7 separate regions of the Mus musculus genome follow, and all the other regions are linked to region 6. Evidence: chromatin loops called from intact Hi-C (ENCODE). Cell type or tissue: left cerebral cortex. All regions are shown on one strand. Links, peaks and the distances in the headings refer to the core of each region. The heading gives the core; the rest is flanking DNA. Region 1 overlaps Pcdh9 (protocadherin 9). Region 2 overlaps Pcdh9 (protocadherin 9). Region 3 overlaps Pcdh9 (protocadherin 9). Region 4 has its middle 100 kb from the start of Spertl. Region 5 has its middle 58 kb from the start of Gm24127. Region 6 overlaps Pcdh9 (protocadherin 9). Region 7 overlaps Pcdh9 (protocadherin 9).

The links. A loop is a pair of places that touch in the nucleus more often than their neighbours do. Peaks named below come from ENCODE experiments on the same cell type or tissue, not always from the same donor. Only the 100,000 strongest peaks of a DNase experiment are listed, where the experiment ranks them.
Region 1: a loop joins it to region 6, with 4 times the contacts of the local background. A loop is called at or near these places in 5 of 42 quality-filtered maps.
Region 2: it touches region 6 in a loop (2.5-fold over the local background); 5 of 42 quality-filtered maps call a loop at or near these places.
Region 3: a loop joins it to region 6, with 3 times the contacts of the local background. A loop is called at or near these places in 5 of 42 quality-filtered maps.
Region 4: a loop joins it to region 6, with 4 times the contacts of the local background. A loop is called at or near these places in 6 of 42 quality-filtered maps.
Region 5: it touches region 6 in a loop (3-fold over the local background); 2 of 42 quality-filtered maps call a loop at or near these places.
Region 7: a loop joins it to region 6, with 4 times the contacts of the local background. A loop is called at or near these places in 3 of 42 quality-filtered maps.

What each region holds. Positions count from the first base shown.
Region 1 is chr14:93,537,937-93,542,364 of GRCm38, forward strand. The region is part of intron 3 of Pcdh9 (protocadherin 9); the gene reads right to left. Among named protein-coding and RNA genes, the nearest start is that of Pcdh9, 350 kb to the right of the region's middle. In left cerebral cortex, for the core only: no CTCF peak of the experiment used is centred there; DNase peaks (open chromatin) are centred at 1,833 and 3,402; H3K27ac peaks cover 1,607 bases.
Region 2 is chr14:93,699,119-93,703,546 of GRCm38, forward strand. The region is part of intron 2 of Pcdh9 (protocadherin 9); the gene reads right to left. Among named protein-coding and RNA genes, the nearest start is that of Pcdh9, 190 kb to the right of the region's middle. In left cerebral cortex, for the core only: no CTCF peak of the experiment used is centred there; DNase peaks (open chromatin) are centred at 2,449 and 2,648; H3K4me3 peaks cover 913 bases; H3K27ac peaks cover 1,887 bases.
Region 3 is chr14:93,713,002-93,717,429 of GRCm38, forward strand. All of the region lies in intron 2 of Pcdh9 (protocadherin 9), which reads right to left. Among named protein-coding and RNA genes, the nearest start is that of Pcdh9, 180 kb to the right of the region's middle. In left cerebral cortex, for the core only: CTCF peaks have their summits at 660 and 2,799; DNase peaks (open chromatin) are centred at 795, 2,758 and 4,162; H3K4me3 peaks cover 198 bases; H3K27ac peaks cover 3,845 bases.
Region 4 is chr14:95,775,797-95,780,224 of GRCm38, forward strand. No RefSeq gene overlaps it. Among named protein-coding and RNA genes, the nearest start is that of Spertl, 100 kb to the right of the region's middle. In left cerebral cortex, for the core only: a CTCF peak has its summit at 1,875 (motif pointing left); a DNase peak (open chromatin) is centred at 1,838.
Region 5 is chr14:92,308,903-92,313,330 of GRCm38, forward strand. No RefSeq gene overlaps it. Among named protein-coding and RNA genes, the nearest start is that of Gm24127, 58 kb to the right of the region's middle. In left cerebral cortex, for the core only: no CTCF peak of the experiment used is centred there; DNase peaks (open chromatin) are centred at 2,563, 2,889 and 3,585; H3K27ac peaks cover 908 bases.
Region 6 is chr14:93,882,824-93,887,251 of GRCm38, forward strand. It overlaps Pcdh9 (protocadherin 9), which reads right to left. Exons shown (of 5, transcript NM_001081377.3): 2 at 2,874-4,428. Among named protein-coding and RNA genes, the nearest start is that of Pcdh9, 5.6 kb to the right of the region's middle. In left cerebral cortex, for the core only: a CTCF peak has its summit at 1,891 (motif pointing left); DNase peaks (open chromatin) are centred at 1,849, 3,092 and 3,399; H3K4me3 peaks cover 4,000 bases; H3K27ac peaks cover 1,776 bases.
Region 7 is chr14:93,605,214-93,609,641 of GRCm38, forward strand. All of the region lies in intron 2 of Pcdh9 (protocadherin 9), which reads right to left. Among named protein-coding and RNA genes, the nearest start is that of Pcdh9, 280 kb to the right of the region's middle. In left cerebral cortex, for the core only: no CTCF peak of the experiment used is centred there; a DNase peak (open chromatin) is centred at 2,548; H3K27ac peaks cover 992 bases.

The DNA of each region.
Region 1 (4,428 bases), core at 154-4,153, 340 kb before region 6:
GGCTGATCATGGAGGAAGCATCAGGGTAGACTCTGTAGATTTCTTTTCTTTTTTTGGTTATTTTTGTTTGTTTGGATTGTTATTTATTTATTTATTTACTTACTTACTTACTTACTTTGTGAGCAGAATCTCTTCCATGGAGAAGAAGATCATTATTTATTTGGTTTTTTTTTCCCCAATATCTATAACCAGGTTTCTATACAAGGTATGAGAAAAATCACTGTGTTCTGGGAACTAAGTTTTTAAATCTCAGAATTATTTTGGAATGTGTTCTGCAATGATTTCAATATACCTTTGATTCAAAAACAGATATGAAGGAAAGGAGAAAATACCTTCCCTTGGAAAAAAATTGAGAGGAAAATAGCTTTCAATATAGGTGAAAAGCAAGGTGATTGTAGGACATCCTAAGACAGCTGCATGCCATGCTTTAAAAACGTGTGTCCTACATGCTCCACTATGTTCATAGCAGCCTTATTTATAATAGCCAGATGCTGGAAAGAACCCAGATGCCCCTCAACAGAGGAATGGATACAGAAAATGTGGTATATTTACACAATGGAATACTACTCAGCTATTAAAAAAATGAACTTATGAAATTCCTAGGCAAATGGATGGACCTGGAGGGCATCATCCTGAGTGAGGTAACCCAAACACAAAGGAACTCGCACAATATGTACTCACTGATAAGTGGATATTAGCCCAGAAACTTAGGATACCCAAGATATAAGATACAATTTGCTAAACACATGAAATTCAAGAAGAATGAAGACCAAAGTGTGGACACTTTGCCCCTTCTTAGAAATGGGAACTAAACACCCATTGAAGGAGTTACAGAGACAAAATTTGGAGCTGTGACGAAAGGATGGACCATCTAGAGATTGCCATATGCAGGGATCCATCCCATAATCAGCTCCCAAATGCTGACACCATTGCATACACTAGCAAGAATTTGCTGAAAGGACCCAGATATAGCTGTCTCTTGTGAGACTATGCAGGGGCCTAGCAAACACAGAAGTGGATGATCACAGTCAGCTATTGGATGGGTCACATGGCCCCCAATGGAGGAGCTAGAGAAATTACCCAAGGAGCTAAAGGGAACTGCAACCCTATAGTTGGAACAACATTATGAACTAACCAATACCCCGGAGCTCTTGACTCTAGCTGCATATGTATCAAAAGATGGCCTAGTCGGCCATCACTGCAAAGAGAGGCCCATTGGACTTGCAAACTGTATATGCCCCAGTACAGGGGAACCCCAGGGCCAAAACGTGGGAGTAGGTGGGTAGTGGATTGGGGGGGTGGGTATGGCGGACTTTTGGGATAGCATTGAAAATTAAACGAGGAAAATACCTAATAAAAATAAAATAAAATTAAAAAAAAAGAATTAGATAAATACAGTATTCATACACACACACACACACACACGCAAAAAACTTGTGCCCTGTTCATAAGTTAGTGTTTAATTTATAAAATATTAAGTCAGTGCCTGATGTAATACACTCTTAATGGAAAATTTATAAATGTCTAAAATATGACTAATTTTTCATCACCTATTTGTGAACAAATGCCAAGACACTAAAATGAAACCAAAAAATAAATAAATAAGTGGCTTTGTGTGTGCATGAAACATCGATTTCCCAGAAATTCTCTTGGTGGCAATAGAATCATTTCTGAAACTAGCATTTACCTCATGTTACGCTGAGAAACTCTGGTTAACATTTTCACAAATCTAAAAATATTTTACTCTTTTCTAAATTGAAACTGCTGGTTGTCATATTGTGCCTTGTATTTCCTTAATATGCTTCTCTTCCAAAAATGGTAATTGAGACTCCTTCCCTTTCCTCTCAAATGCCAAACAAATAAGGCACTAACCCTGATGCCAGCCTCCAAGTGTCCCTCCCAAATTTTCCCATTCATCAAGATCTGGCTCTGATTCCATTCCATTTTTAAACATGAGCAAGTTACATTTTTCTGCCTATATTGTAAATGAGTGCATTTATCCTTTAATTGCACATTAACAGCACACATAATTGCCCTCCAAATGTCATGTCTGCATGCATGACCTCCCCCCAATAAGACTAATGTTTAATAAATATCTGCTTAATTTTGCATGTCATCAAAGTATCTTCAAAAGTACATACTTATAGGTGATTTACTCATTCATTTAATTGCAAAATGTTGGCAGCTAGTGTTTGATCATAACAAAAACTAATGAGAAATAAGTCCTTTTAAAGCACAATATTATACACACATATATGTACATATATAAATAGATCATAAAAGTGTCACTAAAAAAGGACCTCAGTACAATCTACTTTAAGTGATGATAAATAATGTAGACCTCCTGAAGGCTTCCAAGTTTCTTCTTTCGTATGATGATTCACAGTCCACAAACTTAACAACTTCACACTATCTAGAGAATGACTTTCAAATGTCTTATCATGACATTCAGTGTCCTTCAGTGTCTAGATAAGATTAAACTTTTTCTCATATTTTTTTCATCTTTAATCTTACTTGCATACTACATACATTCAGTGAGACAGATCTTGCTATTTCCTGAAGCTCTTGACAGATTTTGATTCAGTATGCTCTCCCTTCCTGAAAAGTACTTTATATACATCTTTGTCCCCTCTTATGTTCTTATCAAATACCACCTGTTCCAGTAGTTGCAATCACTCCCTAACACCGTTGTAAAACTTGAGCACAACAGTAGTTGCTATAAGTTAAACTGTGTTCCTTTCTCTATCTTTTTCTTATGGGTATGATATTGTGGAGTACAGCCTGATATAGAATTGGTGTGTGTGTGTGTGTGTGAGAGAGAGAGAGAGAGAGAGAGAGAGAGAGACAGAGAGACAGAGAGACAGAGAGACAGAGAGAGACAGAGAGACAGAGAGAGACAGAGACAGAGAGAGAGAGAGAGACAGAGACAGAGACAGAGACAGACAGAGACAGAGACAGAGAGAGAAGAGAGAGAAGAAAGAGAGAGAAGAAAGAGAGAGAAGAAAGAGAGAGAAGAAAGAGAGAGATCAAGATCTATTTGATTTGTTTACTTGAAAGACTGTGTCCCAGTTTCAGGTTTCCATAGAATTTTGAATACCTATATCTTCCTTTCTCTAACAAAAGATAGTATTATATTATATTTGTAGCCTGAAGATAATCGCACTCAGCAATTCTCAAGCTGAATATATGCAACGGTAGTTACATCAGTTGTTGCTTACAATAGTGGTCCTATGTGCAGTTGGTATTTTTCTAATGATTCACTATCTGTGAGAGCAAGGAAAGACATTAGCTTGTAAAAAGAAGAAAGCAGCCATCCTGGAAAGGAATCTGGAAGCTGAGCTATTTGACTTTGTTTTGCTGGAGCTTTGCTTGCTTGTATGCCTGCTGCTGCTGCTTTCTTCAGAACAAACCCCGGTATGCATTGTTCAAAAGACCTTGTTCCACCCAAATCCTGCAAGCTGCCCAGCACCTCCACTCCACAACTACATGCTTACAACTTAACTCTTTCCCTTCCCACCCCATCATCTCCCTTGCTAGAGGTTTTATGCTTCCATTGGCACACATACTAAATTCCTAGGCATCACTCAACAAGGCTAAATGTTATGTATTCTGAGTTCTCTGACTTCTCACCATGCAGAAACTCATCTCCTTTCTTTAAGTCTTGCAAGGTTATTTATAAACGAGTCATCCCATCATTGTCCTTTGTTACACTATGTTCATGATTCTCTAGGTGCTTGCTAGTAACATCTTGCATTCATGAAGAAACATGAAGTGCTTAAAATATTGAAAAAAATCCTGTGACTCCTGTGGATCTGAGCACAGGCAGTTGGTTATTAGTAACTATGTTAATTTGTGAGGGTAAGGAAGTCAAAGGAAGAGAGCCTAAGCAAGGGACTTTTAAAATTAAAAGAGCATAGCTTTTAAAAGTAGATATATTGTATTAGCAGTGAAACCAGACAACCTTTAAAAAATGCTTTGGTATACTGATCAAATTTTAATGTCTTTAAATTTTCAAATTGAAAGGCACCTTTAGTCAAAGAGTATGGACTTAACATATAAACAAGAAAACTGCACATGTAGTCTTGTGCCGCTATGGAAAAGAGGTAGAACATAGTCAAATTAAATCATTATCAGTTCTGATATGTATAGATCTGTGAAGCTATTTAGACATAAGATACAGTAAAACTCTGTCTTACAGAGAAACACTTCACAATAATGTGAGATACCTCCTTAAATAAACTAAACTTATACAGAAGTACAAGTTTTGCATGATTGTTCTCATAGCAAGACATTAATAAATGGATAGTAGAGAAGCACAGAAGGAATAATGAATAGAGATTGGATTAAATATATGTATTGAGATATCATACCTAAACTCATCAAAATGTATAGATATTACACATTAATAGAAACATGTTGGGAAAATGG
Region 2 (4,428 bases), core at 127-4,126, 180 kb before region 6:
GTCTATATATTCACATCTGACTTATATAATGCTTACAGACAACGGAGTGGAGGTGTAATTAATTACAAATAAGTATTTGTTTCTAGACGGTACTTATTAAATTCTAGGTTGAAAGAACTGTTCACTTGGATTATAAAAAAATTGTTTGATCAGGCGTATTGTAAAACACATACTGTAAAGCAAATAAATATTTTCCTAAATTTTTAGGCAAGTCAAGTAGGGTGTGTATTACCTTATTTTATATAGAAATTTTATTTTAAAAATCTATATTATAAATATGTAACTTATAAATTACTGATCATCCCATCTGACTATTGAATATCATGAATATTGCTGCCATATATCTATAGAATAATATTATAAAAGTAGCATTCAGTGTTCAATTTCTACATTGAACACTTTCAGAGATTCTTCACCACCTAATGGATCTCTTAGCTTGTGAAACTTTTAAAATTAAACAGAAACTGGACTTGGCTTAAAGCAACCTTCATAAAGAAACACATAGATAATAAGAGGTATAATAGTATTCAATATATACCTAGTATCAATTCTATATTATTAAAATATATGGTATATCTGGCTACTCATCAGAGAGAGAAACATACTGGTTTTTAAGAATAATGCTCTTCAGGTAAACTTGAACATAGATTTATATGTTTTCATAAACACAGAAAGTTCCCTATCCATTCCCACCACAATCCAAAAGGCAGTAGAAGGACGGACAAATCAGAGCAAACACTTCATGACATCTAGAATCATAAACAGAACTACCTCAAAGAAAATAAGAAACATCTATTTGAAGAACAATAGTAATATTTAAAACTTAACATTTCAGTTGTCCGTTATCTTAGGTTGATTTTAAAATCCCTGCCAAAGTGATCTGACCATACTCTGATTATAGCCTTGAAATTATTGAAACTCTTTCAAGCAACAACTATTAAAAAAGACAAACTCCACTCTTACTTTTTCTTTTTTTTAATTTTATTTTATTAGATATTTTCTTTATTTACATTTCAAATGCTATCCTGAATGTTCCCTATACCTCCTCCCCCCACACCCCAGGCCTGCTCCCCTACCCACCCACTCCCACTTCTTGGCCCTGGCATTTCCCTATACGGGGGCATATGAAGTTTGCAAGAACTAGGGGCCTCTCTTCTCAAAGCTTACATTTTTATTTTTTCAAAAATGATTACTCGTGCCATTGCCAAAAGTTGGACCAGCATAGGAGCATTTGAGTAGAACCAGAACTGTCACTAATTCAAAAGGGAAACGTAATGCTCACAATAGAATGTAGTACTTTGGCTGCTAGCTTGGTGTCTTTTTTGGGACTCCTAACATCAGAGATGTGGCTGTGACCCTTTTGCCTGCTCTTAAGACTCTTTTTGGGTTTCCTTATTGTATCTTGTTTTGTTGAGTTTGGTTGTTGTCTCTTGGAAGCCTGCTCTTTTCTGAAGGGAAATTGGGGAGGGGGGTATCTGAACAAGAAGGGGAAGTGAAGCTGAGCTGAAAGGAGTGGAGGGAAAGAAGTCATTGGTCAAGATGTACTGTATGAGAGAAGAACTTATTTTTAATCATTGAAATAAAGGACAGAGAGAGGGGGAGAGGGAGAGGGAGGGAAGAAGGAGAGGGACAGGGAGAGAGAAGAAGGGAGAGTGGGTGGAAAAGAGATTGAGAGAGAGAGAAAGAAAGAGAAAGAGAGGTATTGAGCCACAACTGCAGGGCATTATGTTTTGTTTATGTTGTGGGGAGCACATTGATATTTGAAGACAATATTAGATATTGGGAGTTCTTTTCCCCCACTGTTTTATATTTTATCTGCTTTTATAAGGTAGAGTGTACTTGCCAAATCAGGTTCCAGTCATTCAAATCTTTATTCCTTCCCACATAAAGCTCTGAGGCACTCTAATCTCTCTGGTCTTTGATAAGTCAACACTGCAATCAATAGCCTGCTGCCTTTACCTTCAGGTCTCACTGGCTTCTGTTGATTAATATCAGCTTGCCAGGAGAAACAAGAAAATCAGATCATGTGCAACTGTATCAAGCTGCCATATGACTTTGGGAAACTGAGACATTCAAGGGAACTAGGAGAGTGAACTGCAGTAGATAAATGTCAATTTCAGGGTTTTTTGACATTTTGTAATATTTAAATTACAGGCAATGTTATTTCGGTTGCTTCCTGCTCTAAACATGTTGGTTTTCGCTTTCAGGAGATTCTGATAAAATGTGTGATTATCCCTTGCCAACATTTTCAATTCCTCTTCTATGCAGACAGCAGGGTTTATATGATAAAATTTTAATGACCATGGACCTGCATAACAATGCGAGGCACCAGAACATTTTCAATAAGCCCGTGCATTTGTTAAGACTGGCATGAGTGTTATTCTCTAAGCGGAAGGCTTCCTGGTTTGAGATGCAGGCTTAGCAGGGATAGAAGCCGCTCCCATGAAAGCACCATTATCATGCAGCCGTCGTCCAGATGAAATGGAGATTTATGAATCACTGCCAAAGAAGCTCTATTACTGGCTGTAAATTAAAACGAGGGGTTAACATATACCCAACATGAGACTAGAGAATCTAGTTTCCAAATTACCCCACAGACTTACTTGAAAGCAGCTTTCAAGTGCCCTTCCTTTGCTGACTGCATCGCTTCCACTTCCCACAAAACCCTACAGAATTTTCCTGTTTCAGTTTCACAGGTCCTGGGAGGATCCAAATCTATTCAGGAGCGACTTTTGTTTAACTCCTTTTCAATTCTGGGTTAAGTCGATGTTGGAGCTGAACTCTGTCAATGTTAAATCAGGCAGTGATGTTGTCTGCTCAGAGAGCTCTTTCTGCAAGTCTATGTGGAACTGGCCTCATGTCTTACATATGCATGTGCAGTTTGGAGCCCGGGAAGTTTTACAAATATTACAAACTGACATAAAATTTCCAGGAAAAACCCGTAAAAGTTTTGTTTGATTTGTTTCTTTATTCATGGTTGTGGCTACTTTGTAAATTAATTGAGGCAAGTGGCAAAGTGCGAATTAAAGATTTTGAAGAATTGCTTCTTGGTTACTGTCTTACAGAAACATCCTGATGTGTTGACCATCCTTTCCTCTCCTGGATATGTTATTTTAAATTGACTGCTACTTGGAGAGTTTTCTTGCAGGAGCTATTCTGTGACTACCACAAGGGAGAACTGTTTTGAAAGTTTTCTTCTGGCACCAAGAGTCCTGCCTGGAGAATAAGAACTCAAGGAGGAGACACTGATGGATCTTGGTCCAGGACTTCCAATTTCATAAATAAACATCTATTGTACAGCAGCATCTCACATGATACTGACTGGACCCTCTGGTTACGAAGCACAATGGAGGATAGGAGGAAGCAGAATGTTCACCCCACAGGAATCTGGATTAATGAGAGAAATGCCTTCCCGGGCAATTAGAGCACCAGGATTCTGTTCTATAAAACAAAGTTTAGTGGTAAAAGTAGGGGAAAGATAATAGAAATGGAAAGATGATGCACACATGCTGGGAGAAGCATTACAAATGTTAAGATAAGGGGAACATAATCCACTGAAGAAAATAATTCCCAGAAGTTTAACATTAAGCTATAAATAATGATTTATATCTAAGGAACAAAATGTCTGGTAGCCATAATCAGAAATGCACATTCGTTAAAACATAAACATTTTGTGTCCAGATTTTACATAAAATGCAAGAAACTATCTTTTGATGTTGGAAGCTACTGATACTTTGCATTATAAAATGAATTAAATTTAATATAAATATTTTAGAAGTAAAAATACTGTGGTTGATAAAACAAAAAGTCAATAGTGTCAAATTTTAACTTTAAAATAAAACTTCAAAACTGGGCGTGGTGGTGCACGCCTTTAATCCCAGCACTTGGGAGGCAGAGGCAGGTGGATTTCTGAGTTCGAGGCCAGCCTGGTCTACAAAGTGAGTTTCAGGATGGCCAGGGCTACACAGAGAAACCCTGTCTCGAAAAACAAACAAACAAACAAACAAACAAATAAAACTTCAAAATCAAACTGGATAGGTTAAAATTTATAAATATAATTTCTGCAAATAGGCATTTCAGATCAAATATCGATATAGTAATAATTCTTGCTGTTGTGTGTGTGCTTACTGATCTAGAAAAATGCATTCTGGAAAAGTATTTAAATATCAACTGTTTAATTGATTTTTCATAGTGTAATAGCACATCAGGTTGCCAGAAAAAGATCTAGCTATCCCAATTTGACTTATATTTAAACTAAAGATACATTATAAAGAATGTAAAGATATATTTTTAGAAAAAAAATACATAAAACTTAATAGCTAACCAGGTAATCCATTTTGTTATGTTATTTGAGATTTTGCATTGTAAAAAGATAGCTATTGGTCTCTCCAAGTTGAAAGCCTTGGTATATTTCCAGTGATTGGGAAC
Region 3 (4,428 bases), core at 334-4,333, 170 kb before region 6:
CCTTCCTTCCTTCCTTCCTTCCTTCCTTCCTTTCTTTCTTTCTTTCTTTCTTTCTTTCTTTCTTTCTTTCTTTCTTTCTTTCTTTCTTTCTTTCTTTCTTTCTTTCTTTCTTTCTTTCTTTCTTTCTTTCTTTCTTTTTCTCTCTCTCTTTCCTTCCTTCCTTCCTTCCTTCCTTCCTTCTCTCTCTCTCTCTCTCTCTCTCTCTCTCTCTCTCTCTCTCTCTCTCTCTCTCTCTCTCTCTCTCAGTAATTGTTTCCCCCAAGAAGAGGAGGTTTGGGGTGTTTTGATAGAAACCCTGCCAAGCAACCTCTGTCACTGCGTGCATGCTTTATACCAAGGTCTTAACCTCAAAACTGCGGCTTAGGATGCATGAGAAATGAAAGTGAATGATCTTTAAGAGAGATCTCCATAACTCATTCATTTCAAAGAGATTCAGACATTTGTTCATCTGGTGGAGTCTAACAGCAGAGCTCCTCGTTCCAAACCTAGCAACAGAGTGTGGCGTGCAAACAGGGGCTTCGTGGCAGGCCTGGCTGTACATTTCTCCATCCGTAAATCCATCGATTTCTCGTGTGGTTAACAAACGCTGCATTTTGCAAGAAGGTACAGTAAATTTCAGATATAGGCCATAAGTGGCTGTGCAGAAAGCCCTTGCCCATATGCTCAGAGCCTGAAGTGACACTGTCAGGAAGGCAGGGGAGCAAGGCAGTGCTGCTGAGACGGATTAGCAGGCAGCCTGGCCCTTCTGTTTGTTTTTCGTGGAGTTGTGCAGTGAATCAGGGCATCAACTCCCACACAGATGTATATTCTCAGCCTTGGAGGAAAGAGGCCAAGAACAAAAATCAGACTGCACGGGAAAACAAAAATAACCATGGATGGGATAGAAGGATGGCTTGAGCATTTGTGAGCTGAATGGAGCTATGCTGGATGCAAGGCTTGCCACTCCAAAGCTATTTGGCTTGCACAGGAAGATCACGAAAGCCTACCTTTTCTCCATAGGTTTGTGTGAACCTTAGGAGTAGGACCTGCGCTTATTTATAGAGATTCCCCACTCAGTGACTCCCATAGTTTCTGCACACTGAAGTTATTCATATTCCCTTCTCTAGAGCTGAATTTTTCTGTAGGATCAGTTCTGTTATACTGACAGGCAAACAGAGGGACCCCTCATGGTTAGAGTTGTAAATAAAACTGCTGGAAGACTTTGCCATTTGGAAACACTTCAATATTTATTGTGCTGCCTTGTTCTTTGAGCCCTAGGAGGTCAAACTTGTAACCACCAGGGAATATTAAATTACTTGTTAAATGTATGTATTTTTGTAACCAGATATATCTGATAGTTTGAAATTAAAAATTGTCTATACTGAACTTCAACATTACTTAATCAGTATTTGTTTAAGGAAAGTTGTGTTCTAAAATATACTGCTCTTTGTGCTTAAGACATGAGAATGAATATTAAAAAATAATCTTAGTACAGATACCAGCACATTGTTATGGACAGAATATTATACCTGACATTAATACAATTGCAGACAATGTTTTATGGGTATAGATTGATAAACAAAGTGACTAAAAAGAGTAATGTTTAAATGAGAGAAAATGAAGAGACCAGCTTCTAAAATGTCTTTTTTTGCTTTCCATTGCTTTGCCAAACTACAGTGACCAAAAACAAATTGTGGAAACGGGATTTATTTTATCTCATAGTGTAATAGTTCATTACTGAGAAAAGACATGCTAGGGACTAGAGTATTCAAATGAAGTAAGGCCACTTAGGAACATGGGTTACTGGAAAGCTCCCAACGGCTTGCAGAGTAACACTGCCCACACTAGATTGGACACACTCACAGACAACAATAGCCAATAAATCAATCAAAACAAAATAAATGTCCCAAAGACATGCCTATAGGCCAATCTGATAGGGACATTCTTTCATGTGAGGTTCCAAGGTTCCCACTTCCCAGATATCCCTAGCTTTCATGAAATTAAAACAAAAACAAACAAAGAAAGAAACAAACAAAAAGAAAAACCCCCAAACCTACCACCAACAAAAAATTCTAAACAACACATGCATTATACCTCATATGGGAAAGCATTCTGGTTCCCCTGTTTAGAAAACAATAGAGCTATCTCAAGAAGCAAAATTAGTTGTCTCTTCACTTGTATAAGAGAAGGCCATGAGCTCAGGCGTCCCTTTTTCAATGATACCTTTATTTTAGGAATCATTGCCTGAGGTCATTATGAAAACTAGGCAGGAGCTAGGGCATCCACCTGCAATGCTGGTACTTAAGAGGCAGAGGCAGCATATTTCTTAGTCTATGTTACAAATTCCAAACCAACCAGGGCTACATAGTGAAATCCTTTTTCAGACATCAAGCAAACAACCACAAAAACATGCTTTTTTTAAAAAAAAAAAAAGGAGCCTAGTGTTCCCTGGTAGCTTATGGGATGCACTCGTCTATTCTTCAGGGTTAATTTTTCAAACAAAAATATTCACTGTCCCAGTCTAAGGAAAAACTTCCAATTTGAGAAATTCTAGTACAGTGGCAATTTAAGAAATTTAAATCTGAGCCTGTACAGAAATATATGTTCAGGAAAGAGAATACATAAACATAAATATATTCCCTACTATCTTCAGAAGAACAGCATGCAGCTAAAAATTCCACAGATAGACAGGACAAGCTCTCCGACAGTTAGTGTTTGTTCATCTTCTTGTCTTCAGAGAACAATGGCTTCAGAATGAACAATAGTGAATTCAGCGGGAGTCACAGAGAAGGAAAATGTTATCTAGTTGACCTTAAATGTTTGTCACAAGCTTTCCTGCATTTTCTCCTGAATCCCTGGCTGAAACGATGTGTAGTGCACAATACACTGTAAAATAATGAAAATCCTTGCAGGTAAAAAAGAAAACATTATTTTCTTCACTAGAGAATTGCTCTTTGTAGATGGATTTCACATCCTAATTTTTGTTTCAAGAGGTACCCCATGATCTGACAGTGTTTATCCTACAGTAATCCTTATATGAATCTAAGCAATTTGTTCTTCTTTCTGTTTAATCTCCCACAGTCTTTAGCAGTGGGGAGAGAAAAACAAAACAACAAAACAAAGCAAAAAAAAAAAAAAGAAAAAGAAAAAAGAAAAAAGAAAAAAAGACAGAAAGAAAGAAAAGAAAAGAAAGAAAAGAAAAACAATTTTACAAGAATCAAAGTTAATGACCCTATCCATACAATCCCCATCATGTTGGTACTTCAGACATTGGTATTGCTAAGAGTTAATCCCTTTCAGGTTGTTCTCTACTGTGTGTCTATACAACCCCCTGAAGATAATGCTACTGACAAGCTAATGGAAATTAAAAGAAACAAAGGCAGAGTGAAAAGAGATCAGTTTATAGTAAAGTTATCACAAGTTTACTCATCTATAAGCAGCAGGAAGTTACACACTGGAATTGCACAAAGTCGTTCTAAAATATGCTGTCGTTTGGCTCAAACTTAACGGAAGCTTAGGATGGTGTTTTAATGATCTGAACAGCGACTCTGTCTAGCATCAGATACAAACTAATGAAACTGGCAAGTTGTCTACTTTAAGCCAGCAAATTCTCTGCTCTAAAAATCATGTCTGTCTGACAAGCAGGAGGCTATGTCTCACAGCAGAGCCAGGGGCATTTACATACCTCAGATTTCCATATTTCATATTGTTTTTCTCCCCCAGATACAAAACAACAAGTATTGATTCAATATCACCCTGCTGACTCTTTTAATTGAAATCTTCAGCATATACAAACATGTCAAGAGTTAGTAATAAAAAGTACAACTAACAGCTCACAAGCCATAGCTATTGATCACTGGGGGATTAGAAAACCTATTCTTTTGCTTTGAGGTTTGAATTGTATTAATGACTATAAATGAAGATGCAGTATCAGAAGCAATCAGGCTGTGCCAACAAAATGTTGAGAGATTCCTTAAATATAATCTTACACCTCCTGCCCCATAATAAATTCAGCATGAGAACACCTAACATTGCAGAATTTGGGCTAATGTATTTATCAGAATATGTCAAAGAAAGACCTGGAAAGGGAATGTGTGTGTGGTTTAAGAGGTTTTGTCTCTTTAATTGTCATGTGTAGGAAATTTGGGTTCCACTTTGACAATGTGAGTAGAGGTGACTCAGCCAGTTGAAACTTCTGAGAAAGTCAGCACACTTTTGGCAATGCTTGGTTTGGAAGAGAATGGTGTGTAAGACTGCCACACCCGTGCTTCTTGGCTTCCTGTCTCCCTGTGGTCATGTTTGCCAGCCATCTGAAGCCATGGTGTAGAACAGCCACACCCCCACCATCTACAAAGTCAGCCATTCTTCCTTGAAAACACTGAACTCTACATGTTTTTTTTTATTGCTCATTATTGTTGATTTTTTTAAAGAAATGAATAATGAGATAAG
Region 4 (4,428 bases), core at 286-4,285, 1.9 Mb after region 6:
CAGATTTTGTTTCTGTTTTCACAAGAGGAAGCATGCTCATCTTTGTGGTTAAAGCTGGCATTTCACAAAGTAAGCTTCTATTTACATTTGGTGAGTATATTTACATATGTGTAGTAGCCATAGTGGTAGAGAACAGCAGACTAGGATGCACAGAACCACTTAAGCAGGGCTCATAGGACCTCACAGACAATGAAGCTGCAACTGTAGAGTCTACATGGGTCTGTGCTAGGCTGTCTGCATACATGCTTTAGCTTTGTCGGTTTGATTAACTCCTAACAGTGAGAACGTGGGTCTCTGTGACTCTTTTTCCTGATTCTGGGACCTTTTCCCTCTAACTGGGGTGTTTTATCAAGCCTTTATAGGATGGTTTGTGCCAACTCTTAGTGCATTTTTTATACCAAGTTTGTTTGATACCACTGGGGGGCCCTGCTATTTTCTTAAGAGAAACAGAAGAGCAGTGAATCTGGGAGAGAGGGAAGGTGGATCCAGGCTGGGAAGAGGAGAGGGGGAGCTGTGGATGAGATGCATTGTAGGAGAGAAGAATGAATTAAAAAATGGAAGAAAACATGAGACATTTAGAAAAATAATTTTTTTGTAACCAGAATTACAAAGGCATTATGAAAGCAAGAACAGAAAATGATTTAAAGTTCCCTTCTTAGCGTTATAAACCTGCCTTGAACACAAAACTTGAAGAAAGACAACAACTGTCACAAGGACTGTAATCCAAGTGGCAGTGCCCTCATTGCCTCAGGAGCCTGCCAGTTTCTAGACAGGTTAAGCAACTGACTCAAGGTCACCTCCCTAGTATGGTGCAGGCAAGAGCAGACTTTAGACTTGTTTTTACATTAAAGCTTGGTGTTTCACAGTTAGCGTCCTGTTACCTCATGCACCTAAAGAGAAAACGATACAGAAATTACTTTGAAATGAGTGAAATATGTAGTGTAATGAGGAGAAATTAGATTTTGTTTTGTTAAAGTGCTTTTCCACATCTGCAGGATAGCTACTCAAATTGCATTTATATTTTTAAACTATGTGAAATCCTATTGCTGTTTATTTCTAAAATCCTCCCTTTTCAGATGATTTACTTTTCTGCTCTATTTTCTGTTTGGATTCTTTGCCAGTCCTGTGGGTTTGTAATGCAGGAATACCATTTCTTAACTCTACTTCGTTAACTAAGATTCAATTATCTGGATATTAATGCCATAATTAAAGAGCATAATCCTTTTGCTTTATTCTGATATAAAACTGTACTGTATTGCATGTGTTGTTGCACATTTGAATAAACAGTGAATTTGAACATTATAATGCCCTTTCTATATTCTTAGATTCTATGCTGGGATTTTCAATCTCTATCACCAAGATAATCAAAGCCATCGAGTGACAGGTGCAAAGGAATGACATTTTCTTTCTATTTGAATGTGAATTCACTGTAAGAAAATTATTTTTCTTTAAATGTGTATTGAGTCATCGGTGAAACATGATTTTTTTTATGCACTAATTTCTCAAGGAATCCACCATGTGTTTTCTGATGAAAATGTTTCAAATAATACTGAATGAAATAATTCCATATTCTCCCAAGATATTAAGTTAGTGAGTTATTTTGGAGGATATAATGTTGCTATGTGTATGGCACACTTAATTATATGTGCTCATGTACATACATCAAACAACATTTTTGTGTGTTTTTCTGAGTGTGCATGTGTGTATTTGTGTGTGTGTGTGTGTGTGTGTGTGTGTGTGTGTGTGTGTGTGTGTGTGTGTGTGTGTATGTAGAGAAAAGGAGGGTAAAATCTAATATCAGAAATGCTAAGTTTTCATAACAGAAGGATAGTACAAGAGTGCCACCTCCTGGATCTTCTACACTAAACAATTTTTTTTTCATAATGTCCTTGACTTTCAAATGAATTTAGATTAGGGATGTTTCTTGATAGTCTTTCATCCCAGTATTTTCCTATTCATAATCATATAGTGTTCTAAATCTTACTATAAAGTTGCTTAGAATCCAATGGCTGTATGTGGAGATATTCTGGATAATATAGGCTTCAATCTTTTTTTTTTTTTGAGTTAGCAGCTTTTTTTGTCCATGATAAACAAAACAAAGTCCCAAATTCAAAGCACGATGAATCTCATGTTGAGTAGGGTTTAATTCTACTTAAAGTGACTGATAAATCAGAGACTCAAATGAGTTTCCATCATCTTGTCCAAAATATTAATGTCAGGCTTATTTCTTGGTGTGAGGTATCACAATCTGGACTCATGTATGTATAGCTTTGCTATCATATGTGAAAAATAAAACCTCATTTTAAAAAAGTGTCACAATACTGGTTGAATTAGGAAAAGGCTGGATGAAGTTGAGGAGGAGGGCGACCCAATTTTCATCAGACCAGAAGTCTAAACTAACCTGGACCCCTGAGATATCTCAGATAGTGAGCCACCAACCAGGTAGCATCCAAAAACTGTTTCAAGGCCCCCTGACACATGTAAAGCAGAGGACTGGTCTGGGCTTAGTGGGAGAAGATGTGCCTAATCCTTGAAAAAGACTTGAGGCCTCAGGTACTGGGAGGTCTGACAGAGTCTTGGAGGGGTGGTGACATCCTCTTGGAGATAGGGGGGAGGAGGAATGGGATGAGGTACTGTGGGAGGGCAGAGCAGGTAGGATAACTACTGGATTTAAAACAAAACAAAACAAAACAAAACAAAACAAAACAAAACACCAAAAAAAAAAGGTAATAAAAAAAGATAAAAGAAAACTGGCAATGCAAAAGGATACTATTAATAGCCAAAAGAAAAAAAAAAAAAGAAAAAGAAAAAAAGTTACAGTACAGATTTATATCGCTACTAGAATTCTTGTTCAGTTTGGAGGACGTTGATATCAGATCCTTCATCAGGAGGCAGAACTATAGTTTCCTTTCTTACACAGGAATTCGCACATCACAAATAGAATCGTCTCTGAATCTGAAACCTTACCAAATATTTTCAAACCTGTTTTAACTGAGAAAGAATATTTGTAAGATAGTTTTTAATTCTGTGGTATATATAGCGATTGCGTACCTGCTTTCAGTTACAAATTATTAAGGTCCTGGGAATTGATGAATAACATTAACAATGAAGACAATCTCTATGTTTCTCAGCGTCCCTCTCTTTCTCTCTTGCCTCATCTCCCCATCTCTGTCTGCCTCTCTTTCTCCTTTGACCTCTCTTCTTCCTCCTCATTTTCTCTTTTTGGACATTGTTTCCCTTTCCTTGTGTCCTTGTGATTATTTATATATATAATCACATATATAATTTATATATATATATATTATTTATATAGCATAATAATTTCCTAACATTACAGAGATTACTTATTTTTAATATTTCTATACCCATATGGGTAAGATAAAATGCATATAAATACATTAAGTATGCATTAGAACCTTCAATATTTCCAGAGAAATATACTTTGCACAGTGGGTAATATTTTATATCATAATGTGAGTGCTCCCAGTCACTCTCACATTAATAGAAATTTAATATGGCCTATTTTAAAGTCTTTTAAGGAACTTCTAATTTACTCCTCTTTTGAGGAGGATTGAGAGTCTGTGAATCATAATACCTCCCCATTATCTTTGCAAAGTGTGATAAGACATTATTTTAAACATGGAATAATATCCTTGTCCAGATATTTGCCCTTCAAACACTATCCACTCTTAAATCCCCTAAAGATAAATTCTTAAGAATATCGACCTGATAGAAATTTGGAGCACAAGGAACCACAATGAAAATGTGAAGAATGACACGATTCATTTTAAGAGAAAAGAATTTTAAATGCTTATGACATGCTGATCTTTATGCAACTCAAATAATCAGAGTCTCGAAGAAGTGAACATTCCTATCTTAAGAATAAAGCAACAGGGACATATTTGAGACTTTTGCATTAGATTCTTCTATTAGCTCCGATGATGCCAGCTATGTACCACATGTAAAACGAGGGCAGTTAGTGCATCAGGGATTTGCACCTTGTGAAGCTTTGTGATTTGCTTTCTATATATAAGAGCTTAAAAATTGTTGAGCCTAATAACAAACAACTTCGGAACTGTGTGTTAAGCTCTCTTTAGATGCACACATAACAACCATGAAAGTCACAGACAGGTAAACATGCTATTCAAAGGATAACAAATTTTTCCAAATCTCTTTCTAGGTTATGTACTGAGAGTGTCAGTTAAATTAATGTCAGTACAAATTTCTCTGATAACTCTAACATTCTGAAGAAAAATATGTATCTCCTAAGTAATTTACTAAATAAAATCTTGTACTTTGAAGCAAAATAATATAAAGGGAACTTTTTAAAAAACATACTGTCCATTCAGTGGTTCTAAGAGATAATCAGGAGCCTTTTGATAAAAGGGTTTTATTATACACAAATATAAATATAATTAAATTCATACA
Region 5 (4,428 bases), core at 96-4,095, 1.6 Mb before region 6:
GATGAAGAAGCAGGCTGGCATATGCCTCTAATACAAACTCTAGGAGGCAACTCTTTGAGTTTGAGTTTGAGGCCAGTTTTGCCTAAAGAGCAAATTACATTACAAGCAAGGCTACACAGAAAAACTCTGTCCCAGAATAAACAAAACAAAAAACAAAAAACAAAAAGAAAAAGAAAAGAAAAGAAAAAGAGAAAGAGAAAAGAAGAAAGAAAAAAGAAAAAAAAGAGGAAAAAAGAAAAAAGAAAAAAATCAAATCAAAACTCAAAACCAAAAATAAGATTATATGATTGCTTAATAAAGAAAAATTGAAGGTATACCTCAAAAGTGTTTCTGAGGAAGCATATCTATAGCGCTGAGTTACTTTTAATTAAATGCACTTTCAGACATCCTCATTTTCTATCCAGCATACATACATGCAATATACGACATGGTAGTCTTTTATAATAACTCAAAAATTATCTTATGAACATACATATTTGTAAATTTGCTGTACATCCAAATCGAAACGTTACATTTCTAAACTAATCTAACAGACTATTTCCCCTTGCCTCAAAATTCGAATCTGCCTATTATTAATAAATTTGGAGATTTTTTGCATTAATTTTTGTATAAAACATTTGTGTATTGGCTGTCATTTTGTGTTTTGTGTTTGTTGTGTAAAAATGTAAACTTCTTTCCTCACATAAATCCTCTCCAATTTGGTTGCTGGTAATCTTCTTAGGCTATACACTGGGTTAAACTTTTTCATAAATTTATGTATGATATCCTGCAAATTGCAATTTGTAAATATTATATGATTCCAAAGGGCAACATTCTGAAAAATTATGAAATTTTTATTATAGTTACTTATAAATTATTTAATGAACAGTTTTGAATAAAGCAAGAATTTTTATAATTATGATTTTCTTATCATTGATTGTCTTAGTAATCAAGGTATTAGATCATAGAAATATCCTTTTCCCAAACAAATACAATTTCTTTCATAATTCCTGCATATTTCTTGCATTTAGTTTATTTTGACAGCCAGCTAAAGACAGTCTTAGGATGCTGCTTACTATAACATGTCACAGAATTAATTACCAGAAATAGAGACTCTGCATTTGACCAATGGAGTCTTAATACATGTGATTCAGAGGAGACATGATATTAACATATTAGAAGTATTAAAATAATAATGCCATACAAATATCAAACAAAATATGATTTGAAAAAATAAACTATATGCACTTGATAGTGTTTTAAAATGATAAAAATCAAGTATCCATTAACAGCATATATCTCTGCGTATAAAACAAAGATATGCTAACATTTGTAGTTTCAAATAAAAGTATTGGACCATTCAACAATAAACATCAGCATAATTACCAACATTCCATTAATTGAAAATAAAGTCATCAGAAAATCAACAAAAAAGATATACAACTAAATACTTGTTATTATCAGAGTTACAAAACATCCATACAGCCATAGAAAATGCACATTTTTCTCACATGCACATGATATAGGTCATTTTTGATATTGTGTCAATTCTGTTCTCACCTATTCTGTGACTCCCAGCAGTGCCTGGCTGTCCAAAAGTCTGAGAACCGCATGGCATCGTGGAATAGGCTCAGTCAAGCTCCCCACTTTCTACGTCTTCAAGAGGCCATGCCCAGCAGCAGAGCAGTCACAGACCTATACCTAGAGATATGGCTCAGTGTTAGAGCTTTTTACTTGCATGCACACATCTGTAGATTTGATCTCCATCATTGCAAGAGAAAGAAGAAAACATTAATTCAGGAAAATACATGTAATTATGGAGAATCATAGATAATAATCAGAGGTAACATGATTCACAATTTGGGGCTGAATGTGGGTAAAAGACAAAAGATATGAAGATAGTTCGTGGTGAATTATGGGAGTAAAATAAAGAATATCACAATAGCCAGAGGATAATGAAATTTATTCACCAGAAATTAATAACACCATTAAGAAGTTAGGTGACCATCACATCTCAAATTAGGAAAAAAATTCTTCATGGTGTAATAGTCACTTATTTCCAGATATGGTAATAATAAGAGAAGACAGACTTAACATCTTCTTTTTTTTCATTTCAAATTTTAACTCTAATGGGAAGAACTCGTGTATTCATAGCCTCCCTTGCTATATTGCAAGAGTGTAGAGCTAACTAAGCTTAAATAATTCCCAAGGTGCCATCAAGGTCAAACAAAACTTAAAGCCTACTGACCTCATTGCTGGGATAGAGGTCCAGAATAGTAGCAAAGTTCACTTTCTTCGCTATTTTTGGGTATTTCCAGTAGCACTTTTTTCTTGAAATATTATGCCTGTCTATTCAGAGAAAATTATGAAAAAAAAAGGAAAACAGCAAAAGAGTCATTGAATATCCAGTAACCATAGCTGAGCAGTCCTGTTGCCCTGAAATAATCTTTCTAATTCCTTTTTTAAATCTCCTCAACAGATGTCACCACAGAAATCTGACCCATCCCAAGGGAAAGATTGACATTTTCATCCAACCTCTTCCATTACATATTTTCTTCAGTAATAGTTCAGCATAAAAAAAAATCTGCCACTTTTCTCTCAGCATAAGTAGCCAACTTGAAATCTGCCTCTGGTCACAATTGTAGTATTTTAAAATATTTTCATGTAAAATTCATGATTTTATATAACAAAGTCCTGTCGTTTTCTTTAAAAGAAACTTCTGAAAATAGTTTTAATCTATTTAAACTTACTGACAGTGTCTCTTTATCCCACAGTGGTAGGTGAGCATGTATTTCATCCTGATTTTTAATGCTTTAAAAGTACACTGTTGTTTGAGGATTAGTGTTTAGGCTTTGCCTGCACACTGTAAGTCAGAGTAAACAAATTAATAGATACAGAAAAATTTTAAAAAAAGCAAAGCCAACAACAACCCGAGCATTCTTCTGAAACCTGGTAGGATGTATGGTCTTTATTACTGCTTTGAAAGTGAGTAATCTTGGAAGGTTTTGAAGTAGGATGGTAACAAATGTTCTGAGGGTTTGATTATATTGTAAATCATCCAAAGATCATTTTATTCTTCAAGTGTTCAGTTGCTTAAGAAATGGGAAAAGGACATGAAGATGGTGAAATGCCTGAGGAGAGGGCCATCTTTACAGCTCTTGTATTTTCAATGGGACTCTATGATCAGAAGTAGCTTTATACAAAATACTACTGCTGTTAAAAAAAAAAAAGTATTCACTAAGCCCATGACTGATAGTTTAATAAGATTCATTCCATGTAGAGGAAACTTTTGCATCCAGAGAAAATACTTATTCTAGTGAGATAAAAATATCACTTCTTCCATACAGATTTTTTAAGTGCACTGCTGTCATAAAGTACATCACACCTAGCCACCATAGATACTTATGTCATAATGGATTTCAATGTTGGTCTCCCCACAACTAAATCAATAGTGGAGAAAGCCTACTTTGCTAAGCCTATGAATGACCACCATCCTTGATAACACAGCTCCTTTGTTCATGAGCCATTGTGAAACCCTTTTCATATTCTAGAATAATGGTCTATATATGTACTTAACTGTTAGCATCTTTTGTTCATAAGATAATCACATGGGCACAGACAAATGGTCTTCACCAACTTTCTCACAGAGTAGGCTCCATTAAGAAACTTCACCCACAAGTTTGTTTGTCATTCAGTTTGCACTTGCATTCTTTCCAAGTTCTTGACTACCCACATATAATTATGAAATCCCATATTCAGAAATTGTTTTCTAGTAAAGTAAGTTGATTTTCTAGGAAAAAAAAAGTAGTGTATTGACTGAATGTATTTTGGGGGGGTGAATTGACATGTACCACTATTATTAAAGGATGTTCTATAGTAACATTCCAGGATATTTTAAAAAACAACTGAAGTCTGTGTCTTTATATTCTGTATCTCTCAAATAATTACAGAAAACTTGCTTTGGGGGTATAAGGGCATGGAAATGAAGCATGCTGTACAGTAAAAAAAATGTATTGGTCTATCATATAACTTATTTGTAGCTGTAGGCCCAATATGTAGTTAATATTTTCCCATTTGTCATTCCCCACTGGTTCATGTACACTCATCTTTTGAAGTCTACCAATAGAAGAAATACATTGTTTTGAAATTCTAGTGTCCTGATAAGCAATTTATCTACCAGATACTGGCAAGGGCCCTGCATCACCAATATCTGTCACTACCACTTCAAGAACCTTTGAATATTATGGATGCACAAGGTCCATTATTGCTCATTCACTTCTATAGTATTCTGACCATAAATTAGAATTTCTTTATTTCTGTGTCCCTGTGTAATAGTTAATTTTGTCATTGCTTTGAAAGGAACACCTGAGAAAAATATGCAAAAATAATTCCAAAATGATGAATATGGTTCCTCTGAAATCCAATAAGCTCATTAGACACCTGGGTTCT
Region 6 (4,428 bases), core at 211-4,210:
ATTTGGTAACCTTTTATTCAAGATTCTTCCACTTTACACACCTCAACAAACACCACAACTGCTAAAGGAGTCCATTTAAGGCAGTCATGCCCACTTTACTAAAAAAAAAAAATCTTCACATATCATGTATTAGATAGTACATCTGTGTGATTAAAATTTGTAATAAAATTTACATTTTCAGTGTTGTAAACTACAGGAGTTGAATCTCCTGTAATAAAAATAGGGTTACTATTGAAACTGAGGAGTTAAACAAGAAAAAAAACAATCCACCTATTTGTTCTTGTTTAACAGAAACGTCTTCCAGAGTTATCATAGAGTTCAGTGAATACAATTTTAGGAAGCTATTTATAATTTGTCTTTCATTTTTAGAAAACGCCGTGTCACCCCAACAGTGTGTCTATGCGTCTGTCCACTGCCATCACCTCTCTGATGGTTTCCAAGATTTATTTCCTCCAAAGTGACTACTATATTTTTAGGGTTTTTTTTTTGTTATGAAAGTCTCTGAAAGACATAAAGATTACCTTTTCAATAGCTATTTTCCATGGGAGTTAGTTACAGGTACCTTTCAACCTTAGAATGTGTACAAGAAAGCTACAAAATGCTTCATGATCAAAAGGTGTGTCTGAAACATACAATAGTTTCAGTTTGTGAGTTACTCAGCATACTGACAGCAAGACTATGTCATATATAAACAAATGTCTTTATGATAAACCAAGCTTCGTCAGAAGATGCTTTCAAAAACTCTGCTGAAACACATCTGACTAGCATTTGTGTCCTTGTGCCATATTTAAGTTCAATAACTATGGAAAAAAAATTAAAAGATTTTGGCTTAGACCTTGCTGGCAATTCCCATACACTGAGGTGAAAGGGTTGATCATATGGGAAGGTAGACAAGTAACTCTCCTTGGGAAACCGATTTTATATCTCACAGAAAGCACTTCCATTTATACTAGTTCTTTTCAAGGAATGATATAAAACCACACCACATCATTCTTCATTGATACAGAAACTTCCTCACTAAGTCCACTTAGTTTTATCGGTTATTTTTCTTGCCATAATAAACTATTAAACAACTTTTAAAAAAAATCTTGTTTATGCTTGGACAATTTCCAAGTCTTAAAACCACTCTCTTCTCAAATGATGATAAGATTAGCCTGAAACTGAGCTGTCCTTCTGACTTCCACTTCCAAATGAAAGATTTCTCTAGGACTTCAAAACTGTTAGGTTCTTTCAGGTTGTGTATCTCAGGTTTACTCAGATGTTCTGCAACAGTGCTCTGTGTACTTAATTGCTCTGTGTACAAATGGTGATCTTACATTCATAATAATAAAAATTATACTTAATATTCTTAGCGTACCTGTGTGATTGACTGATAAAAATCATTTTTACACCTTATAGTCATGAAGCCTCAAAGTCATTACAGAGCAGCTACAGGATTTACAAGGGGAAACAGTTTCCGTAAGATGCACTACTCTATCACAAGTTCACAAAACAAAACAAAACAACAACAAAAAACCTTTTTGATTTCCCAGAGACTCACCAAGACAATTGTGTTAATTTTGCTTTACTTGTTTGTTTTTTGTTTTTGTTTTTTTATATTCATGTTTTTAATTGGTTAGCAAGGTGGTGTATGGGCCACCAACAGAGATGGACTCCTAATAACAGAGAGTGGCTTCCAAAATCCTAGAAACTTGATGTGCTGAGAGCAACTCACTAAAGAGCAAACAAATGAACTTAAATGCTAGTGGCTCCAGAGGAACTATCATTAAATAAAAGGTATCTTTGGCTGTACTACCAGCTTGATCCTTCCCTCCCCCATCCTCCTCGCTACTGCAGGATTGGCACCTGGCCAGCACAGGGGACATGATACCCTAGTGCCATCTACAGGCTATTATCGACATTCAAATTTTGTGGCAACAGACAAGCACCAAAGAAATAAATTAGACAGGACTGCATTTAAATCTTTATTAACATGGAATTATTAGACCTAAGAAAAACTAATTCTGGATTTGGTTGAAATATGAGTTTCTCAGCCTCTTAATCCCTCTTCATATGGCATCTTTCACAGTTTAAAATGAGTTATGACAGACCACTTATGCATTACTAAGATGAGAAAGTATTTACAATGGAATCCTTCTTTTCTGAATAAATTAGTAATATTAGAGAGAAAGCATTCCCTTTTTATTTTTCTTCTTTTCTTTTCATATATGACCATTATGGACACTGAAAATCGTTCTAAGAAAGATCCAGCATACTATATTACAATAAAATAACTTGAAATCAAGGAGTAGACTTTCTATATGGCTTAGATGCAATCAATCAATAATCATGTGCTTCACAGCTGATGTACACTTAAGAGCCTACTCTCTCTTTTTTTACCGTGTTAAAAAAATAATAATAAAAAAACCTTAACCCCTTTAGTGACCACAGCTCCAGCATAAGAGGTGTCAGACCTTCAAATGTCATTTAAACTTGATACTTGAAGGTGACTTTTTAGATCAAAAGGTAATGTGAAAATCTTGGAAGTCGGTAATTTGGAAGCCCCAGGAGCAGAATTGGGCAAATCAGGATGGGTTTTCTTCTTGAGCAAACATGATCTCGGGACATTTTGGAATAATTTCCTCTTTTCATCTTTTGCCACTTGAAGGAAACTGGGAGGTTAAATAATTCTCAGAACTCAGAAATTTCAAAGCTGTTCTAAAAATTCTTGACTGAGCCCCAGAGGAATTTTAAAAAGGGGTCAAGTTTTTTTTTTTTCCCTCTTCATAACTAAGCTAAAGTTAGACCAAAACAATACACACACTGGCACGTTAATACTGGTTGACTGGGCACTTGTAGGCAGTACTTATAGACCAGTAAAAGTGCTCGTTTACCTGTCTGGTGTGTAAGGGGCCCTTTGTCTTGAAGCCTCCTTGGGAGCTGCACTCTGAGGCACTGAAGTGATCTGAACTAGTGGAGGAGCGTTTGGAAAGGGTGTCGCAGCCCCCAACAAAGGTGTTGTCCAACGGGAGCTCTTGAATGACGTGGTGCTTTTTCACAGAAACTGGAGTGTCAGGTTTGAGATGAAAAGCGGGCTGAGGAGAGGCCGACTTGTAGTGCTTGGCCAGGTCAGGGCTGTTAGGCTTGAAGGTGGTTGGAGGGGCTGGGCCCCAGTCAAATCTTCCTATACCCTGTTCCTCCAGCTCGGCAGGCAGGCTTATGGTCCCATTGATGGGTTCATGAACGGCATCATCGGGTTTGGACTCTTCAATAGTAACAAAGTTCAAAAGAGAACTCTTGGGCGACTTTCTTTTCTTCCGTTTCTTTTTCTTATTTTGTTTATTCTCCTGGTTTGGGGACATCCATTCAGCCCCTTGTTTGCTCCTCTGAGCGGCCTTGAACCTGGACGCATGGCGACAGCGCACCAGCACCGTGACAAAGATCACAACAATGACCACCATGGCCCCAGCAACGATGGCAATCATGATGGTGAGATAGTCCTCGTTCTGATAAGGTTGACCACTATCTCCTATGTTCCGGTCCAGTGGGGTCTCCATAGTCCTACGGATCAAGTCATATATATATGAGGTGTTTCCAGCAGTGTCGTTCACATAAAGAAATACCAGCACGAGAGTGTGCAAAGCCTTAGGGTACCCCAGGTCACTTATGTTGACCACAAGACGGTGCAGGCCCACATCAGTAGGTGCTGGCTTCTCTTCTAAGGTGATATTGCCTGTTACTGGATCAATCCGAAATAATCCCTTGTTGTTCCCGCTCACTATGGTATACTTGAGTTCTGCATTCATTCCGGTGTCAATATCCACCGCAAACACTTCAGCAACCACAGAACCAGGAATGGCTGAGAGGGGCACCAACTTAAAGGAGGTGTTGGATGGTGGAGAAATGACAACTGGACTATTGTCATTGACATCCATGACATTGATAGTTACTTTTGCAGTAGAGGACCGTGGTGGCTGTCCCCCGTCGGTGGCTTTGACGTCAAACGTGTAGGAACTCTGCTGCTCTCTATCAAAGGAGACATTGGACTTTATGACTCCTGAATAGGGATCCAACACAAAATTTTCATTGTCATTTAGAATGGAAAGAGTCACAGCTTTATTCTCTCCAGCGTCTTCGTCTGTCACTGTGATTACCCCCACAGTACTATACTTTGGCAGATTCTCAGACACAAAAAACTGAAAGTGATTATGAGTAAACTTGGGGCTATTGTCATTCTCATCCAGAACAGTAACTATCACTGCTGCTTGGCTCTGGAGGGGAGGGGTCCCATTGTCCCTGGCAGTTACTGTAAAAATGAACCGCTCTTGTTCCTCCCTGTTAAAGACTCTGGAGGCTGTCAAAACTCCTGTCTTTCTGTCCAGATCAAAGAAGGAGGCATTCGGTCCAAGCTGATAAACAATGTCTGCATTTTTTCCACTGTCTTCATCT
Region 7 (4,428 bases), core at 167-4,166, 280 kb before region 6:
CCCAAGATTTGACAAAAGAAATGAGTTTATTTAAGTAATTTAAATTGTCATTGGCATAACATCTGTGATGGTGTGAAATAGCCACATCCACCTCAAAAAAGCCCATGAATTTGATGTAGAGGAACTTTAATCCAGTAATATGACTGGTCTGCCAAATGATCACATCTAAAGATATGACCCTGCCAGAATGTGGGGACACCCAGAATTACTGTATGGCCTAGGCGAGATACAGACACACATTTAATATACACACCTTTAATACCTAACAATGATGGTAAAGTTAGTTTGTTGAAGGAAGCAGCCATATTTGAAAGTGACTTCTAGTTGAGTGTCAGGCAAAGTGATGAGACAGAGAAAGATTCGGCAGCATGAATCTGATATAGGATATGCCCAACTCCCAGGAGAACAGCTCAGAAAAAGGAAAAAAGTAGAGAGACTACTTAAAATAGGAGAGAGAGAGAGAGAGAGAGAGAGAGAGAGAGAGAGAGAGAGAGAGAGAGAGAGAGAGAGTTAGTTCAGTGGATGCAGTAGGGGTTGAAGTCAAGTTCAGTTGAATTCAGGCAATGGATAGAATTCAGTTGAGTTCAATTCACAGCAGTAAGGTTTGAGCAGAGCAGTTAAGTCAGAAGCCAAGAGGAGCCAGTTTGAACCATTCAAGAGAAGGAGAAGGTTTTTGAGCCAGAACAGATAAATTGAATCAGCCAGCCAGAGTTCAGAAAGAACTAGAACAGGTGAGATTATTCAGTATTCTGCCTACAACAATTACATCTGGCAAGTGCAAGACCCTTTTACAATTTGATCATTTGTTCCCAGTTGCTAGAGCTGCTTGGAAGGTTATGGAATACTTGGCAGTTAGAGCTTTCTTGTAGGTTGTAGGACACTGGGCATGGGCTTTGGGTATTTATAGAGTTCTTTAACTCTTCTTTCTTTCTGTACTTCCTGTGTGAGGCAAACGGTGATTTCTCTCCTTTCTACTCTTACTGTTATGTTATAACATGCCTTCCCAGCCATTCTAGCTGTAGCCTTTGGAAATGAACACTAAAGTAAACCCTTTCTTCCATATGGCTCTTTCATTCTGACACAGTAAAAAAAAAAAAGTATCCAACATACCATTTCTCTCTAATAATAAGAAGGAAATTCAAGGTCACTTGTTGGCTAACATAAAATGTATCAATAAGCTTTTAGTGATGAATTAAGACAATATTTGTAATTTAGAGGAAATTTACAATAGAGTACTCCCGATCCTCAGAAAATTATATTGAATATTTAACACTTTATCATTCTGTTTGGAAAGTCATCAGCCAATTTTATTCTCTCTCTCTCTTTCAAAAGTCCACAGCCACATTAAAGTAAAAATCAAAACAAACAAACAAAAGGGCAAAAATCCCAAAACAAAACAATACAATAAGTTCCTCCAATTACATGGAGTCAGTTTTGGGTTGACCAGCCAGTCCTGGGCATGGGATCTTCTCAGGAGTATAGTTAATATACCCAGTGACAGTCCATTAGAGAAAACTTATTTTCCCTAGGAAAAAGTGTAACAGTACAATCAGTCAAGTCATCATTAAAAACAGAAATTATAATATTTCCTTGCCTTTCTTTGGTGCCCAAAATCTTATGAGCATTTCGTTCCAGATGGGTTCTACTTTATAACCAAGAAGAGTAATAATTTTAGTTGAAGGTTGAGGAGGTATCTAAACACACATTTCTGAGTGCCCTCTCTAGTCTAAAGTCATACAAATTATGTCCATTTACATTCTGTATGGATGTCCTGTCTTATTTCAGTTAAGCACAAACGAAGTTTCTTACATATCTTTGAACTTTCCACCTGAAGACTTTCAAATTGCATAAAACCATATTTAATAATTTGTTGTGGTTTTTTACTTTCTACTTCTGCTTTTGCAGTGCTTATGAATGTAGGAGAGGTAGTAACATTATCTATCCATCTTTATTGGTAAAAGAAATGAAAACTAATGATAAAGCAAATATTCCAGAGACTGTTGAATTCAATGGTTTAGAAATGTAGAATTACAAAGCAGCTAGGATACAAAATAGCAGTCCATGACTAATTTCAAAATAGTAAGATTTGTGGAAGAATTGCTCCAAATGACAAAATACAGTCAGGAGCATTGTTGCAGAATTAACTGTTCACTTTTCATGATGTTTTAAAATATTTGAAGCGCGAGACAAACTATAAAAATACATGAAGAGCCAGTAAATTGATTTTGATGGCTTTCAGTTTTAGAAACAAATTTTGTGCAGTGAGTTGTCAATATTTAAGGACTCATTTGTACTCTCACAACATCACTACAAACATAAATCTCATTCATTTTCCCCCTTACAAGTACAACCAGGACAGACCATTCATTGATGTAATATTTTTTTTTTTTTTTAGATTTTGTTCCTTTATTTTTTCCATAAAATGTTCCAGATCTTCTGAGAGAATTTCTATATTAGGCACACAGCTTTACTGCTGTTTTTAACTAAAGTTAAACACAAATAGGATCTCTCCCTTTTTCCATTGAAGTGTCATTCAGCAACATACCCACGCTCGCGAGTAGGTGGCTCTCTCTGCAAAGACTCATCATGTGGTGTTTTATACCTAGTGTTTTTTTTTTTTTCTGGAATGAACCTATTCAATTTCTCATCTTATTTATCTGACTGTAGTTTTCTTTGAAAATTAGCCTCCAGATTCACATATATGCCCATGCAAAGACATTTATACAACTGTGGGAAGGTCCTTACAATTTCACGCTTGCTATATAATGTATCAACACACAATACTATACACACAAAATGTATCCAGGTTAATATACCTTTAAGTGAAATATGTACAATCTAAAATGTCCAGAAAAGTGATGTTATCCACAAGTTTTGCTTTTATAAAAATCTTGATTAAAACACCTAATTAAATATAGAATATGGTACAAAAAATAAGAAAGTCAAGTAGAAATTTCAGAATTTTTGAAGAATACTCAAAGATATGGCATAAGAGAGATGCTACATAGAAGTTAAGATAAAAACAAGAGTTCAGTATTAGAACTCTCTATAAGTATTGCTGATTACAAATGACTAATATTGAAGACACATGACTCATCACAAACTACCCATAATAAAAATATCAGTTAATTCAGAAAAGATATACTTTTGACCTAGTAAATTGAAATAACAAGAGGGTCCTCTGCCCCTCTTAAATCTGTGACCTGCGATCGATCAAATACAAATCAATACTATTCTGACCTGGATCTCTGTGTCCAATGTTTTCAGTGGTTTTGAATTAACATAACTCATTACAATTTGTATCTTCTCCTTCATCACTCAATTCTCTGACCTAGTTTGTGTCTGAAAATGAAACATATAAGTATATAGTGCCTCAAAATACAGAATAACTCAGAAGATCTTGATTTAAGATCTTATAAAGACTTACAGTTTGCTGACTGAAGAAAATGAGTTTACAAAGTTTTAAAAGTAAACCTAAGAAGTTTCAATTTGAACAAATATGAAACAGCTTAAAAGACTTTAATGTATAATGGGGAAATAGTGTTTTGTCAATAATAGGGTTGTGTCTAAAAAAAAGGATCATCTTAAAGTGAAAACAAAAAGAAAATAAAATCAAGACACATAGTTCCAATTAGTCATTGGTTAAAATATTAGACATGAGTCCCTATTCTGCTGTTTTGATCAATGATCATAAGATGGCAGAGATGGCCAGCAGATATTGTTATGCTAAACCTTAAAAATAAATATGACGCTCCATATTCAGGTGGATATCTCTGGCAGAAGACTCCTGCTTTATCAGATTCCAAGTCACTTCTAGGAAGACCAGTAAGACACTACCTCTGCCCATTAACACTACTTAATTCATTCCAGCTATCCCCAATAACATCCCTTCCTCATGGTTACATACCTTGGCCTACAACTCCAGCAGAAGACAACTGTTCTGAAATAGGTCAAGCCAGTTCTAGGAACCTAAGATACTATGCTGGTACCTAGAGCCTAGAGGTTACACCAGTATACAGAACCTCAGACATCATACTAATTCTCAGAATCACAGAACCCCAGAAGTACCACAGGCACCCCATATACCAGAGGTCAAACAGACCTCCAAAACCGCAATGAAGATACTCTACTGGTTACCAGACTCTTTGGTTACCAGAACCAGAGTCTACACAGGCCTAAGAACATGACAGGAGACAGAAATCAAGAGGGGAAAACATCCAAAGAATATCCATCAAGCAAACTAACTCAGAAATCAGCACTTAAACTTATAATCATAAACCCAGATGAGTACAGACCAGCATAAGAACACAATCAACAACATCCAGGGCAATATTGTACCACAAGAGCCTGGCATCATACTACAGCAAGTCATGGATATTCAAACACAAATGACATTTTCTAAAAAGTCGTTAAATCCAATATTATGAA